2 separate regions of the Homo sapiens genome follow, and region 1 is linked to region 2. Evidence: read pairs that join two places in POLR2A ChIA-PET (ENCODE). Cell type or tissue: IMR-90. All regions are shown on one strand. Each heading gives the region's core, and the rest is flanking DNA. Links, peaks and the distances in the headings are about the cores only. Region 1 has its middle 100 kb from the start of LINC02430. Region 2 overlaps LINC02355 (long intergenic non-protein coding RNA 2355).

Region 1 (8,515 bases), core at 2,339-7,338, 110 kb after region 2:
TTCTTGTCTGGACACCAAGATGAACGGATTAACAGAACTGGTGCTAGAAATCCAAAAAATATATATCTTCAAGCAAGTCCAAAGCTATAGCATCCCTTTCAGGGCCAAACTGAGACATATGGGCACACAGGGCATGCTAATAATTTGGCACTGCTTCCAACTGATAGTCTTTGAACATGGAACATATATTAACAGACAGGCTGAGCACTGAGAGAAGCAAGAGCAAAAAAGTGTTGGTTCAGATATCAGACTCTCCTTCAAACTGCAGAGCAATTCAGGGTACGTTCCCCACTCAAGGAACAAACGTTCTCTAGAGGGCACTTTAGAAGAAAATAAATGTTTCTTTGAAAGCATTTTAGAGACCATCAAGTGATCATTTCTTACTTGAACATGCCTCTGGAGGTCACATTTCCCATCATTTCTGGTTAATGAATATTATTTAGCACCTACTTTGTTTCAGGCACCCTGCTTAGCTGGGGCTACAAGGGTAAGGGAGCAGCTTATCATATGGTGTCTTCCAATCATCTGCAATTCCTCCCTGAGAGGAGCTCTGGAAAATGCGATTTGCTACAGCTCCCAGCATTTTCACTCAGCTAGAGTGGCCTCACAGACATTTCAGTGCCCCTGGTGCTAGCTCTGCCGACCTATTCCTTATTCTGGCTCTGAGCATACTACTTCTCTATAGACAGAAATAGCTTGACCTTCAAGAAACCATTCTTATATTTCCTCTCTGCCAAGCTAATTTAAATAACAACACAGGAATGGGCCATCATTACCGTGTTTTACTAACAACTTGGAGTTGGCTTTGCAAAGCTCTGTGAAGTCAGGTGGCAGGGATGGCATCTGAGGTGTAGGAGGGCCTGAGACCAGGGTTCCTCAAGCCTGGTGTGATTGGGCCATGTGGGCTGTGAGGGTTTGCAGACTTTCACTGAATCTTTTTCCCAGGTAACATAGAAAGACAGGTGGACCACCAGGATTTTATGCAAGCCACTGTTTAACTCTCTTACTGTAAGTGGTTCCTTTGACATCATCTATATTGCTGGGGAAAGACTTCCAATGGGTTTATAGATTTGAAATCTGTAACTCAGGAATGGTACAACAAATGGGCCAACAAGCAAAAAGCATAATGCCTGTTCCCCCTCCTCTTATTCCCAAAGAGTTCAGAACAGATAAACAGTGACTTGTATAACAGGAGTTTTAGAGGTGGTAGAAATGCCTTTTGCCGTATCATATTGTCTCCTTCATGGGCATAATACCAACTGACACTATTTGCTGAGGTTGAACCAATTCTTGAGGCTTGCTTTTGTGGCTTCTCCTGCAGAAGCAATCCTTTGGTACACAAATGTATTGTTTTGTGCTTTCAAGTACAATCCTTCACTCACTATTTTAACCTTAAAGCAATGGTTAATTTACTCCATTGAGATCATACACTAATTTTAGCAATTTTCATTGCCTTGGTTTCATGGAAGAATCATAAAATAAGGTTTAAATTTCCAATACAAAAATTATTTTCATTCTGTAGAAGGAGGCCATTTTTTACATTAGTTAATCTGTACTTCTTGGCTTACTTGAACAGAACAAAAATGCAGCACACCTATAAACGAGTAAAACTGGAATTTCCTCCTTCTTAAGAAAGTAAATCACAAGCATTCTTAAGCCCCAGGGAGGTGTGTTATGTATACATTTTTGGCTGTAACATAGCTCTACTATGGAACATTAATTTAAAAAGCAATAGGACCTTCATATTACAGTCAAACAATCTGTACATAACTTGCTTTCTCGTTTTTGCACATCATGCCTCAGCCCCCTCTAGTATCCCTCTCTTCCCTGATTCCAACTAAGGCTCCATGTTTACTGATGTGAGTTTTTTCTTTTTTTCTGATTTCACATTCCCCACGACATTTAACTTGAACTAAGAGGTTAAATATGCCACCTCCTCACATACGTGCCCTCAAAATGTGAAGATTTAAAGACTGGGCTGGGCTTATGAATCAGGAATGCAAATTATCAACCAAATGACAACTGTTAACTGAAGTCTCAAAGAAATTGTGCCTGTTTAACAGCTAGGTAGCTAATAACTATACTTATCTAAACATGACTTGGGTTTTTATTCATTGTTGTATATAAACAGGGATGGGGACAGCGCGAGAGAAGTTTTTCAATGTGGTAATTATTTTTCAGTTTCTTCGTTGTTCTTCTACATGTTGTGATATTCTGCCTCCCAAATTCTGGAAACAACTCCAGTGATTTGATAGGAATGTCGTTCATGCAAACAGATGGAGTATTTGAGAGAATAAATAAAAATATTCAGTGAAATTTCCATGCAGAAGTAGCATACCTTCTGCGAAACATCAATAATGGATTGATAGTTAATACTAACATTGTGAAATTATCAATTATCAATAATATCCAAATTACTTTTGCTTTAAAATAAGAAAAAATTATTTGATGCTTTGGAGTTGGGGAGGTAGTAGTTAATAAATTTTTTTAATTTAATAAAACATATATGCAACTGACACATGACCTCTGAAAATAAATAAAGCAGCCAAATGATCTCTATATCCTTCTGGTGCTGTTGGGTAGATGCCAAAGTGCAGTGCAGCTGGTAGAAATGCATCTGTGCTCGCCAAATATCATTGCTGCATATTCACTCATGAATGCAGAAGCTCCAGCACATCCAGAGACTGCTGGACAAATAGGCCAGACCCACACTGCTTGCACAGACATTTAGTTTCAATCACATATAGATTCCCTTACACTGATGTGTATTTGTGTGTGTGTGAGCACAATATTACTGAACCAAATTGTTCACTTAAAGTTAAATCTTCACATGCAATTACCACAGTACCATATATGCAATACAGTAAGCACCAAGTAAATACCAATTAAGGTTGATGAGATGGATGGATATAAAAAAGATTGACTGCTTCCATGATGTGGAAAATGGTGTAATCAATACATTAGCTATGCAAATCTGAAAAAAATTATACTTCTGTGAACATCTATGCACACAACTGCTCAAGTTACAGTTGGAATATGACAAATGTCAAATGATATTGTTAATTTTCAAATTTCATAATGGAAGTAAAATATCTGAAATTCATAGTTTCTAAAACTGCACCAAAATATAAGAAATAAAAGATACAGTCCTGACTTTGTAATTATTGTGCTACCAAATATGAAAAAATGGTATACACAAAATGCAGTTTTCAAATAGGTTTTATTACAATCTGAGAAATTTGTATGCTTACATCTCTGTGGTGCGAGGGACAGAAATGCTCAAATATTTCAAACCACTGAAAATTCACATCCAATATATAACAAAAAGAAAAGATTAAATTGTGAATTAAGAGTAAGAGAAATAGACTTTGTGAAGAGGAAAATATTTTTCTAGATTGCCAGAGCATGTGTGGTTTGCACTTTCATGTTTTCCTCATACTGTTTAAAACATCAGATTTTAAAGACAATGTGACTGTATTCATTTGTTTCCATAGATTCATGTCATTACCACATAGTATTTTAGAAAAACTTTTATATGCAATTGTCTGTGAATTTATAACCAATCATGTAATGAGAGAATTTTAAATACATATGCTCATTTTAAATAACATTTCTGGATTTAAAAATATATGGACACGTGAGTAAGATGTTTATAACCTTCACTGTGCTCTGGCTAAGCGTTTAGTGTATTTAACATGGAATAAATGCTAGTCGTGTGCTCAGAAACACACAAATGACTACAACATGCATCCGTATTTAATGATGGAGTCCCACTCTTTGCAGCTATAAATAACTTGTCTGCAAGAAATATGAATGAATGGAAAGATAAAGCTTGTGTTTTGCAACTTGATGTGTACAGGATCCCAGCCATAATCACTTATTCCACAATCCATATCACTGCAGAAAAACTTGCTTCGTGAATAGCACACAGCTTCTGTGTGCAAGTAAGACCCTTGGGTTAGCTACTCTGGAAGTTCAAGTTACACTGCTTCATTTGCCTGCCTTTTCACTGCTTTCCTTCAGCTGTGTGAACTATTTCATTTTGACATTTTAAATACCAACCTCCTTAAGATAAAATGTGACTGGGTCCTTTGGAGTGCTTCCTGGCATGGATCCTCTTTGCAAAATGGATGTGCTTTAATAATAGATATTATTCTAAAGCTACCACTGGGCTCCTACCTTTAGCAAATGTCTGAAAGAATTACAGACCTTTATTTTGGTAGTTGCCAAGCTGAGCACTGACCAACCTGGAGGGGGAAGGAGAAGTGGAGGATAAGTATGCCATATATTTACTTACTTATTTATAAAATGGAAAGAAGAAATATTAGATAGAGCCTAATGTATTACTACCTATGACCAAGTTGCTGCTGCTATCCAAGTCAGCTTTTAAAAGTAATAGAAGCAATATATTTTAGTCTTTTCATTTGCTTTTGCCTGGTATTTCTGTGAATGTTCTCCTGTGTTAACCGTAGAATCATCTCCTAATGCCACACTGGGATGTCTGGTAATATCTATAATTTAGAACAGCATATGAAGAATAACAGGCTATTGACATTGTTCCTGCAACCCCTATTACTATACGTTCCAAAATACTATATGTAGGTCCTAAAGAAACAGGGGCTAGAGACAGCATCCAGGGTTTCCAATGTGAAGATGACAGATTGCTCTAATACAGACATGACAGGCAGTGTAATTTCTAAAAAATCTAATCTCATGTTGCGTCTGAAAGGAGTATACAGGAGTTACCCAGCGGCCAAACAAAAATAAAAAATAAATAAATAAGAGGGAAAGATAAAATCTTATGAAGCATTTTTTTCCCACAGCATTTTTCTGAAGCAATAGCAAGGAGAAAAAGCTATCCTGACATAAAAAATAGATCTAAAACACGCAGTGGCTGAGGAAGGTGGTGAAAATGCAATTGAACACGAGGCAGCTAAAGAGACAGGGCCAACACTTTTGGAATAGCAAGCAGTTTGGTTAAACAATAAACAACATATAATTGAAGACTGCTCCAAAGAGCTTGCCTCTGGACTGTGCTGTCTCTATTTACTGAACACACGCCTGCCATTGGTCTGTGCTGAGCAGACCTGGCACTCAGGTGACCTGACTTTGACTTTGAGAGTCCCCTAAGAAAACTAATCCCAGACAGGCTTAAGGAGAATCTCAACATCTCACTCTGTCTCCTTTCTCCTGCTATCTTGACACAATAGGTTAAAACTGGAGGATTTTCATATTACCTTGTTTTTCATTTTGAAACAGAATATTTTGAAGCTGTATAAAAATATGTCAATTTCCTATTGTAAATACTACAGGTATAAACATTTAAAACAGACATACGGATCATGCTTAAATGGATATTTTAAGTGCAACTATTGGAGGGAAAGTACTCATATCAGTAATATTGCTTAAAATAAAATTCCCAAGCATTTCTTCAAGGAGAATTTGGGGTTAACTAGCATAAGGGGAGATTGCAGAGAATGCAAGAGCCAGGCATTACAGGCAGGAACTATGTAACCCACTGCCCCCGCTCATGCATCTGCTGGATCTCAGAAACTCAGACTTGCATTTTAAAAGCTGTGTCTTTCCTATAGCCATCATGGGCTGACACCAGGGCCTGGTGGCATCACATGCACTGCCAACAATTGGTGAGACTGTGGGAGGATAAAATGAAACACACAGACCTATCAACCTCTTTAACCACCAGGCCTGCAAGATGTTCATAGTTGAGCTTGTATCTTCCCATCTGTCTCCTTGAAGTGAAATTATTTTCATCAAAAAGAAAAAAAGTATTCAGTGTTCATAGTGAGGAAAAAGTGCCTGGTCGAGAGTGTGTTTATTTAAAAAGAAATTAATTCCTAGCCAAAAAAAAAAAAAGAGGTGAATCAGTTAGTTTTGATGGAGATAACAAGAAGTAGCAACGAGCTACTTAAAAAGTTATTAAAAGAATACACTTTCCCTCAAAACTATACCTTAAGTTTATTTTTTATTCCCTTTCCCTAGTGTGGTATTTTCATTAACAGTGGAAAAGCCAACCATGAAGTCCCAGAGACAAGCTTCCTTTCAGTTTCTTAATTCAACTCAAACATACACTGAGGCTAATGTACCTGGCAGAGTGGAGGAGATGGAGAAGAGGCCTTCACAAAAGGGTAGGAAAATCTGCAGGAGAGGATAGGCATAATTAGTGACCTCTCAGCAAGGCAGACCCCCAGCCAGTCACAGGGAAGTTCTCTTCATATCCTGATGTGTCATGACTAAGCCTGTCTCTGGAACTATTAAGCTGGTTCCCCACTGGGTCCCTGTTCGCCTCAATGAAGGTGCTCAAAAGCAAGTTCCACCAAGAGCAAGCAGCTGAGAGATGAAGGAGAAGCTAAAGATGCTGTTCATCCGTAAGCCAGATGAGCAATACTAGAATATTTAATATTCAGTCTCAGCCATTTTTCCAAAAATAATAATATCAGAAAGGAAATTGTCTTCACATTTCACAGACATAAAACTTAGATTATCCTATTAGGAAGATTAAATATTGTAATGATACAATTCTTCCCAAATCAATTTCTATCTTCAAAATGCAGTCCCCAAAAATTCCCAATGGAATTTATTTTGTAACTTTGGAAAACTTACTGAAAAATACATCTGAAAAAATAAACAGTGAGGAACTATCCAAAATAATGAAAAAGATGAATTAAATATTGGGACAAGAGGACTTATTCTGTTATAAGAGCCAATAATTTAAATGGGTAGGTAGGTAGATGGATAGATAGATAAATATACATACATACATGCATAGATACAAAGATGCATAGGTGCATAGATAATAGATACAATCTGAGCTGGATTGTCAGTGTTCAATGTTCAAAAAAAATCTATAAAAATTGGAAGAAACTACTACTAAATATTGAATTGACCTCAGGATATGGGGAAAAAGTTTTAAACATAAAAGTAGTTGAAGAGTTTGCATCTTGGAACTAGATATCTGCACATTACATGTTCTTTATTGTCATAAAAAATAAAAATAATACCAGCCAATCACTAAAAGGGTTTGAATAATCCAGTGGAAATGCGTAGCTTGCTAACGACTGTAAACTAGCCACAAAGAGTGCAATTTCCACGTCCCTGAGAATATAACTAAAACCCAAGCTTCTCATTTGTGTTTCAAATTTGATAAAGCATTTTTATGGCATGACAGTCACAGACCAGTTGGCTATTTAGCCTTTGGGTCATGTATGGAGGATGCGAGTTGTAGGATTCCTACTCTGTAGTAATGTTAGACACCTGAAGGTAAGCAGAGCTTAAGGGCAAGGCAGGAGAACCTCCTCCCACTGAGGAGGAAGGCCTGAGACAAGGTGAGGGAGTGGGAGTGGAGGCTACTTCCCAGAGGAGGGCAGTGTGTAGGTCAAGCTGGCGGCAGAGCAGGGAGTTGAGAAACAGGGAAGACGAGTGCAGCAAGGGAGGCAGAGCAGGACCTCAGGGAAGGAGGCAGAGGGCCAGCTTAAGCTTTCGGGCCTTTATTCACCGTCAATGGACAGGCTCTGCTGGTTGTAGAGGGTAGAGCCAGGGTGGAAGTGAAATTATGAGGGTTTCCTCCAGAGTCCTTTTCCAGTATTTTCCCTCACCTTCTTCTGTTACCTGTCTTGTTTTGGCTCAAAGCAGCAATGACTTAAGAAAATCCATTTATAACTATCAGCATTTTCAATGATCCAGCAAGATACTTCTCTGCTTTATTTTAAAGATCTTGGATGATGACTTTTATCAATGGCCTAAATATACAGCCCTTGAATAATATGCTCTATTCTCTGGAACACTATTATCTTCTGTCACAAATGCAGTATTTCTCTTCCTGTTCAGTATATTCACTAAGATTTTACATATATTTTATCATGTTCATCTTTTTATTTTATAACTTACTTCCCCCGCTCCCCAATCCTTAATCCTAAATATCTAGGACTTAAAGTTTGCATAGTTATCTTTCCTACCAACCATACATGTCCTTCTCTCCCCTTTCTCTTTCTATAGCCTCACTTATATAGCTTTACATTCTTAAGTGAGATTAGATGTGCACAAATATATATATATACACACACATTTTATCTTTTCAGATTTCTTTTCTATTTGGATCTCTGCCAACCCTATATCCCCATTTTACATTTCAGTGAATTAATTCAGGGGCTGAAATTGTTCTCCCTGGTGTTTTATGTCTTCTGTCTAGCTCAAATTCACTAGTGAAGTATAAAAACTTTATCTTGTCCTTTAAAAAAGAAGAATTGGTGGGTGATGCAAAGCATGTTTAGGAACCAAGGCAGCAGTAAACAAGATAGGCAGCAACCTGCTACCTTCTAGGGATCAGCTCTGTGGGGTGTCCCTAGTCCCTGCTAGGAAGTGGTCTCCCCTGCATTCCCCACCTTCCATCTAAGGCACTTGCTGGCCTTAGATGTTCCTTCAGTGATTCGTGATTTAGGAAATCCCTTCTCAACCTTCCCACACTGCTTCAACCCTTCGTTCCTATCAAGCGAAGAAT
Region 2 (8,515 bases), core at 1,780-6,779:
ATGTAACTGGGTCCTACTTGTGGTTGACTTCCATCATCTGAATGCTCTGTTCAGATACTCTGCTCTTCACTATTTAGCTTTCCTTACTAGAAACTCTTTTAAGATATTAATGCTTTTTAATGCTTTAATTTTGATGTAGTGGATGTATCCTACAGTGACGCTCTTCCTCCTGCTTCTATAAACCATGCATTCTTTTGTACCAGACCTGATATTCAATCTCAGCTTCACTTCCTATTTCACAATCTCTAGAAGTTGGATTGTGACAAGGAGTAATGAACCTCAATAGGCAAAGCAACTATGCTGCCTGGTACTGGGTTAAGAATTATGACAGAACCCTACGTATTCTCATGACAGGAGCATGTATCCTTAATTAATAGAATGACCATGTAATTTATCATACAAATATGGATACCTTTGAGAGTGAAAAGGTGGAACTATTAAAAATTACACCAGAATAACAGACCTAAACAGAGACTGTTCTGGGCAAACCAAGACATCGGGCTATACTACAAATTGAGGATTTTCTGAAGTACTTTCTTTAGAACACATCCTGAGGTGCATTTCTGTGAATAAAATGGGTAATACGATCAAATAACTAACTCACTAGAGAGTGACTTAGATATTAAGAAGGAAAGGTCAAATTTGTTATTATCTACATAGTTTGACCCTCTTTACTTCACATTTCACATCCTATATTTTTGTTTTCTGTGGGACTTTGTGGCAGATGCTACATGTTATTTTCCATGACTTTTGGCAAGATAGTAGTAATTTTTCTGATTTCCTTAAATTTTCTTAAATTCATTTGGAAGGAAAGAAATTTCCCTAATCTGTTATTCCCATAATGCTTAGTACTGGATTATTATTCTTCAGCTACCATACTTTCTTGTTTGATTAGAAAATGAGTAAATTAAAGCAAAATTATGTGTGAATATTTGACAAATTATCTTTAATTATAAGCAACAAGGTATGAAAGGTAACAAATTCAGGCCAAAAGTCAGAACACTCATTTTTAAATTTAATCTCTGCTATTAACCATCTATGAGATGGTAAGTGAGCCCTCATATTCTCAAAGGAAAAAAAAAAACAAGAGGATAGAACATTCTACCTGCCTTCTATGTGCTAGGATTGTGTGAGGCTAGGCATAAATCTCATTTACCCCCTGTAACTGTCCTGTAAAGGTGACACTACATTGTTTATTTGCAAGTTCATAGAAATTTAGTAACTTCCCCCAAACCCTCACCTAGAAAATGATAGGGCAGGATTTGAATCCAGTTTTGTATGCAACGTTCATGCTGCCAGAAGAACATTTCTTTATTTAGCTTGAAAATAAGAATCTTATTAGTAAATCACAATATTGTTGTGATGATTCAAAAATAATTAAATACTAAAATATGTTTCCAAATTCAAACAATGTATAAATTTGGGTATTACTGGTCCTTTTCCTTGTATTCTCTATTCTTTTCTTGAGTCTTTAAATTGGGATTTAAATAAAACTTTTGAAACAGCTATTATATTTTATAAGAAGAGAATGGACTGCGAATATTTTTCCAAGTAGTGTCTAATTTCCTTTGAGTCCAAGTCAAGTGCGAGACCACCATGCTGGGATGGTATCTGTTCCTAGGGGCTCGTGCCATGGGCATTTGCATCTTTCTATTATCACCACTCTAGGTCACCCTGACATTTCAAAACACCTGCTTTGTCTTGTATTTATATTGGAGTCCTTTATTAGACCAAGGTACAGTTTATTTTTAATTATTATGTATTCTGCCTTCATCTATAAGATGACATTCTAGCTAATCAACTACAGCACTACCATTTAAGGCAAGAGAAGAAGGTGAAAGGAGAACAAGGCAATTACAAGGTTAGTCTCTATTTTCAAAGCATTGCCTGAGGCTCCATTCAGGTAATTCCAATTAACTTTTATGGAAAGTTACTCAGCTAAAACTCCAGCAAATGCTACTGTAACTAGATTCAGTGCTCTAGCGCTACATAACTGCTGAGGAATTTAAGCTATAAATTTTTTCACACATACCAAAAACAGTGCTTCCAAGACTGACCTACGTGATATGTTCCCCATGGTCTAATGCAAATTAAGATGACTGTGATATAAAGATCTTCAAGACCAGGGTCATCATGGAAACATTAGCAGACCCTTCACTACCAAAGCCCTGTGGGGGGCCATTAAGATATTTTATGGAAGTGCTAGTGGCAGCCTTAGAGCAAATGGCAAAGAGCAGGAAACATAAGCAACTGTAAAAAGAAAACAAAACAAAAACCCAATAAGAGACAATGAGGACATCATTAAAAACATAAAGGCAATGAAAATGCCTATGGTGTATTTTCCATTATCTGTGACCTTGGGTTGCAGTTTTGGCTCTGTGTTCATTATCAGTTTCAGAAAAATGTCGCCTCATACTCCTCAGCTCACACATTCTTTGTATGATTCCTTAGAAGAGGAGAGACAAAGTCCAAAGCTGGCTGACAAAACACAATTTACTATTCTCATCTGGTAGGAATTTTTTCTCTGCACTTTTCATTATTGTCTCTTAGGGAATCTATCCAGGATGACAAGAAGATAAAAATTAGTTTGAGGCCCATTACCCTGTCTTGAATGTTCATAGCCTCCCAGTGTGTTATTCATATTAACAAATTCAGCTTTCTGCCTCCAAAAGGCAGTCAGTTAGCAAGATTCCACTGAGCAAAAGAGATCTCTTAGCCACAGTTAACCTGTCAGGTTATCATAAATTAGAATCACAGATAACAGTAATCTAGATGTAGAAATGTTACTCAACCTAGATCATGATCCAAATTTGTAGGTGATTTCCAACAACTCCTCTAAAAAATAAATAGGTTTCTTAATTCCTAATATGTTCAGCTTTTTCTTTTGTGTTTTTTAAGTGCAACACCAAAAATATATATGTGCTTTAATTTTAAGTGAAATAGGTATTGTATATTCTAAATAAAGTAATTGGAGTTAATTTCTCAATTCTTCCCATCACAAGGCATTTTATTCCAGGTATCCCAAGGTTAAAGTCGATGCCACCACAGACTACTAGGAAAATATATGTCCCCATTTCTTCCATTTGCTTTGCATGTATAAATACAGTTTTTACATAATCTTTTTGTAGAATACTAAATTAAATGTGACTGTGAAGCCTGTATTTTTCCAATATTTAGTAGTTGTTTGATGAAGTTTGGCAACCTAATTCTCATAAAAATGATTAAGTAGAATTATACTAGCAAGAATCAGCTATCACATAATATTTGTGACAGTGGATAAGAAATAAGATAGTGAATGGGAATTTTTTTTTCTCTGTCTTGTTAATCAGATAACCTTTCTATATGATTCTTACATAATTGAAACTTAGATCCTAAAGAATTAAGCATGAAGTATATTGGGGGTTCTTCTTTGTGATCAGTCTGAAATGGTTTGATTTGTTATCCTTAGAAATACTCTCTTTCTAGGTAAAGTAAAGTATACTAATTTTTTTCTCCATTTCCAATGCTACTCTTCTTACTTAATTTTCTACTGGTACAACTCTAAAGTAAAAAAAATCATTAGATTTGAACTAGAAAATGAAAATTACTTACAGAGATTATTATATTTCTTTTCATTTGAAAAATCTTTCAAAACTGACCTGTAGCATTCTTGAGGCTCATATTCAGTTAATGGTTGAGTCTCTCTCTTTGCACCTAAAAAGATGCATTCGATAAGAATCTTTCTGGAGGGAGAGGGGGCGTTAATTAAAGTTCCTCTCTCCAAAGCAGTCTCATCTTCATTTTAGAATACACATACTAGAGAGAATAGTTAATTTTTTAACTTAGTATGAATCTATTTTGAAAACTACCCCCCTACTTCCATGCTTACACTTGATGTCGAGGTCAGTTGATTCGTGGAAGTTAGAAAGCAGATTGAATAGTCAGAGAATATGGCAGAAATGTGGATGTAGAGAGTCCTTCAACCTTGACCTCAACCACTGGATGAGTAAGAAGCTAGAAGAAATTCATGGAGCCAAATCAAGTACAACATCAGCCAAGAAGACAGCCAGCAGGGACCAGAACCCATAGCCACAGTAGAACAAAGCTAAGGCTGGAATACCAAAAATTGTGAAAATAGATGTAATTTTAAAAAGTTCAAGGTCAAGGCAGATGGTTGAAATCTAGTGTCTCTATAGAAACAATAAGCAAAACCATACCAATAGTGACAGACCAATGTTCAAAGAGGTATCTTGTTTTAATTTCTTGACTTGTAATTGGTTGTGAAAGGCAAACATCAAGCTCACAGTGCCTTATCTGGATTCTGAAGAATGTGTGTGTGTGCATGTGTGTGTGTTCCTGTGTGTAGAAAATAAGAACCCCCTGGCTGGGGTGTAGAAGGGTGGGGAGGGATAGTTACAGAGGAATTATAGCACTTCTCTTTGGGATCAGAATGGGACTGTGCTCACCTCACAGTGTTACCCTTTTCCCCCTGGTCCTCCCAGAATGGCCCAGCTGCTTAGCCACACTACAAAGAAATTCCACGCGCATGTCCTGAAAGACCTCTTGTGGTGAGGCACTGTCTGTCTGCTTTCAGGCTGGGTGCTTTGGCAAAATCCATTCATTCATTAAAGAAAGTAATGCTTTCAACCTCTTTCCCCCTTTCTTTCCAGGAGAGGGAGAGATGCCTCAAATTCTTCTATGGCAACTCACTTTATGTATGCTTTGGAACAGGATATGATAGGAAAGAGGGGGCAGATTAAGTTTATATTTGAAAAATTCCTTCTGCGTGAAATATGTGCCTGCTCTCTCTACTACCAAGTTAATTTTTTCCTCTTCTTTTTCCTTTTTGATTGTTGACTTTTAATCAATTAATAGCAAAACCAAGGAGTTAGGTGGACTGTGACATATATTATCACCCTTATTTTCCCCAAAATGTAGGACTTCTGATAAACTGTTGGAAGATAGAGTTGCTTTTACAAAACATCATAGGTTCCTCACTTCCAGGATAGTGTAGGAGAAAATGTGAATTATATATTGCTTTTCTTTAAGGTTGCAGGCAAGTCATGGATTATTTACACATGGTATATGACTGTCTAGAAAAAGAAACAAAATCAAGAACATTTAAGAACTAATAAAAACATTTAGAAATACTGCCAGATATAAAATTAACCTACAAAATTATACAGCACTGGCAATAAGCAACTAGAAAAATAATTAATAAAAATCATGTACAAACACAGCAAAAATTATAAGGTATATAAGTATTAACTTTATTTAGAAAGCTTAAGATCTTCTTGGAGGAAACTACATTAATAAAAGACAAATAGAAAGACATCTCATGGTTGTAGACAGACGTTGTTTACATTATACAGATGATGCTACCTATGTTCTTCTATAAATTTAATGCAAGGTTAGTTAATATCTATTTAGACATTTGAGGAACTCAGTAAAGTTTCTTAAGTTACTTGGAAAATAGAGATCCACAAATAACTACAATTTGAAAAATGAAAAATTATATATAGAGAAATTGCCTTATCAGGTTTTTAAGATCTATATTCTGAACAGCAAGCAGGTAATCCATGGATCCTGAGCTAGGTGTGCATTTACATGCAGAAAAGACCCAGGGAAGAATCTCACTAACTTTCTTTCAGTTCTCCAAAGAGCATGACCCAAGGAAAGGAGAGAGAATGAAATAGAGGCTGAAAGGCTGAAACTGTGTCACCACTTGTGAGGTAAAGGAATTCCACACTACTGAAAAATGTGAGCTGATGAAGATCAGACTCGTACCAATGAGTTTAGTAACTCCTCTGACCTTGAGGAGTACAGGTAGTGAGGAGGGCAAAGGCTCTCTTACAAGGCCAAGTGTGAAAGTGATGGAAAGTGACAGTGAGAACATGGGGACTGGGGAACATGGGCTTCCCTCTTCATAACATTCATAACATTCTATCATAAGGATGTATCATAAGTCATTGAACCATTTTCAGATTCTTGGAAAATCAATTTGTGTCTAATTTTTTAGCATAAATAATACTGTAATATATTGGTAAATTTAAATCATTGGATACCTGTCTCTGTTTAAATATTGTTTGCAAAAATATAAAAAATAAACAGCTAAACACCTTTTCACAAAGTGTTTCAAATTTAACATGAGCATTTACTTAGCACAGTGACCAAGTTCACATTTGCCCTGAAGATGATTATTACTTTTTTAATTTTAAAAAATTTTTGTATGTTTAGGAGGTACAAGTGCAGATATCTGACATGCATATATAGCATAGTGGAAACTCTGGGCTTTTAGTGTACCCAGATAGTGAACATTGTACCCAATAGGTGATTTTGCAGCTATCACCACCCACCCCCCACACACACCTCCCTGTCCCCTGCCGCCCTACTATCTTTTGGAGTCTCCAGGGTCTACTCTTCCACTCTCTATGCTCATATGTTCCCATTGTTTAGCTCCCAATTATAAATGAGAACATGTGGTATTTGACTTTGTTTCTAAGTCCTTTCACTTTGGATAATGGCCTGAGGAAGGTTATTAGAGTTTACTTTGTCCAGTACCTTTATTTCCATTTGCTTTCTATGAATATTGACTCTAAAGTCAATAGCATGTAGGTGACAGTCAGCAGGCACCCTTTTGATTCATACATTAGCACTTGCACAGACTACTGAGGCCTGCTTGGAATATCCAAATCTTTGCTATGAGAGGACAAGACTCACAAAAGGAACCTCCTCAAGGCTGGCTTCCAGATCAAGGATTTTGCTAATGCCCATAGTCGTTCTAGAAACTGGCCTAAAGATTACAAAACTGCTTTTTTTTTTTCTTAAAATAAAGACTATTCTGTCCCCACCTCAGTATGAAATTTGAACTTATTAGGGCAAATTGAAACAAAGATAATTCCCATACTTAGTCACACTCCTTTCCTCCCTTTCCCCAATGATTTCATCCAAAGCCTACCATTCTCAGCCCAGTTGTCTGTGGAAAAATATTTTAAAATATTAGAGAGACTGCCTCTTGTTGGACTTCTCAAAAAGTATTTGCAGAGCTAAAGTGGTGATTGCTTAAGTTGTTAATACCTATCTTTTATTTCATCCATTCATTTCTTTATTCACTCATTCATTAAACAAATAGTTATTAAGGGCCTTTACATTGTCATTTATAATGTTTGATCCAATGGTGAATAAAACAGACATATTCTGTATCCTATGGAACAGATGTAAAATGAAGAAATAAAGTAATTACAAATTGTAATGAGTGAGAAATATAAATTAAACCCAAAAAAGGAGGTGAGATAGAAAATCATGGAAAGGAATGACTTGGGATGGAGCTCTTTCAATGGTATATCCATATAAGAAAGATCATGTGATATTTTTTCTGATGTAAATAAACACAACCACTTAAAATGCAACAACAAAAATCAAAATATGAATATTGCATGAGAATTATTCACTGTAGTAGAAAAAAAATTGCTACAGTTCTATAAAGTCATCTTGATGTATCAAGTACAATTTCCAAGTTTCTAAGCAAAGACTTGCCTTGACAGGATTATTAGTAGCTGATAACTGTGGATTTGGGCTGTCTCATTTTAGTCATGTCACTTGTGGGACATATTCACCAGGAAGCTATGCCAACTGGCACCATATCAAGAAGATTGAACTGCTCTGGGAAGGAATTCTAAGTATGGTACACCCAAGGACTAGACCCAAGAGGTTTAGCAGAGAAGCTCTGCTGCAGAAGAGCCAAGTCATTAGTATTTATTTCTTAACCATCAACCCTGAGGATTGTGTGTGCATATGTGAGCCATTGAAACTGTGCTCTGAAAGTGTAAACTGAAGACAGTACATACCTGACACAATTTAGAAAAGACAGTGCTTCCTGTATAGATCACAACTATTTTAGCAAAACAGTTATTAAAAATAACTACATTACCTCATGCCTGTAATCCCAGCACTTTGGGAGGCTGAGGCAGGTGGATCACGAGGTCAGGAGATCGAAACCATCCTGGCTAACACAGTGAAACCCCATCCCTACTAAACAAAATACAAAAAAATTAGCCGGGCATGGTGGTGGGCACCTGTAGTCCCAGCTACTCAGGAGGCTGAGGCAGGAGAATGGTATGAACCCAGGAGATGGAGCTTGCAGTGAGCCGAGATAGCGCCACTGCACTCCAGCCTGGGCGACAGAGTGAGACTCCGTCTCAAAACAAAAAAACAAACAAAAACCATACTACATTTTTCAAAATTAACTTATTTATCTAAATACTAAATATGAAGCACAAAAGATGCCTTAGTTCATGTTAAGGACCATATTCTTGTAAAGCTATATAATGTCATTTTTGGAATACAAACTGCATTTGCTCTGAGCTTTCCATGCACGTGCAAAATAAAACACCCCCAGCAAATGCCTGTAGCCACTCCAATATATACCACCTACTGTGGCTTCCCCATATATCAAATACAGCTGAGTTTATTTCAAGATTGTTAAGAATGCATCTCACCCACAATTGTTAAAATGTAAGTTCAGTCCAATAGATGA

The links. Peaks named below come from ENCODE experiments on the same cell type or tissue, not always from the same donor. Only the 100,000 strongest peaks of a DNase experiment are listed, where the experiment ranks them.
Region 1: POLR2A ChIA-PET joins it to region 2 with 6 read pairs; 2 of 35 experiments call an interaction of 5 or more read pairs at or near these places.

What each region holds. Positions count from the first base shown.
Region 1 is chr4:149,049,930-149,058,444 of GRCh38, reverse strand. No RefSeq gene overlaps it. Among named protein-coding and RNA genes, the nearest start is that of LINC02430, 100 kb to the left of the region's middle. In IMR-90, for the core only: no CTCF peak of the experiment used is centred there; no DNase peak of the experiment used is centred there.
Region 2 is chr4:149,160,560-149,169,074 of GRCh38, reverse strand. All of the region lies in intron 2 of LINC02355 (long intergenic non-protein coding RNA 2355), which reads right to left. Among named protein-coding and RNA genes, the nearest start is that of LINC02355, 11 kb to the right of the region's middle. In IMR-90, for the core only: a CTCF peak has its summit at 4,565; a DNase peak (open chromatin) is centred at 4,614; H3K27ac peaks cover 1,921 bases.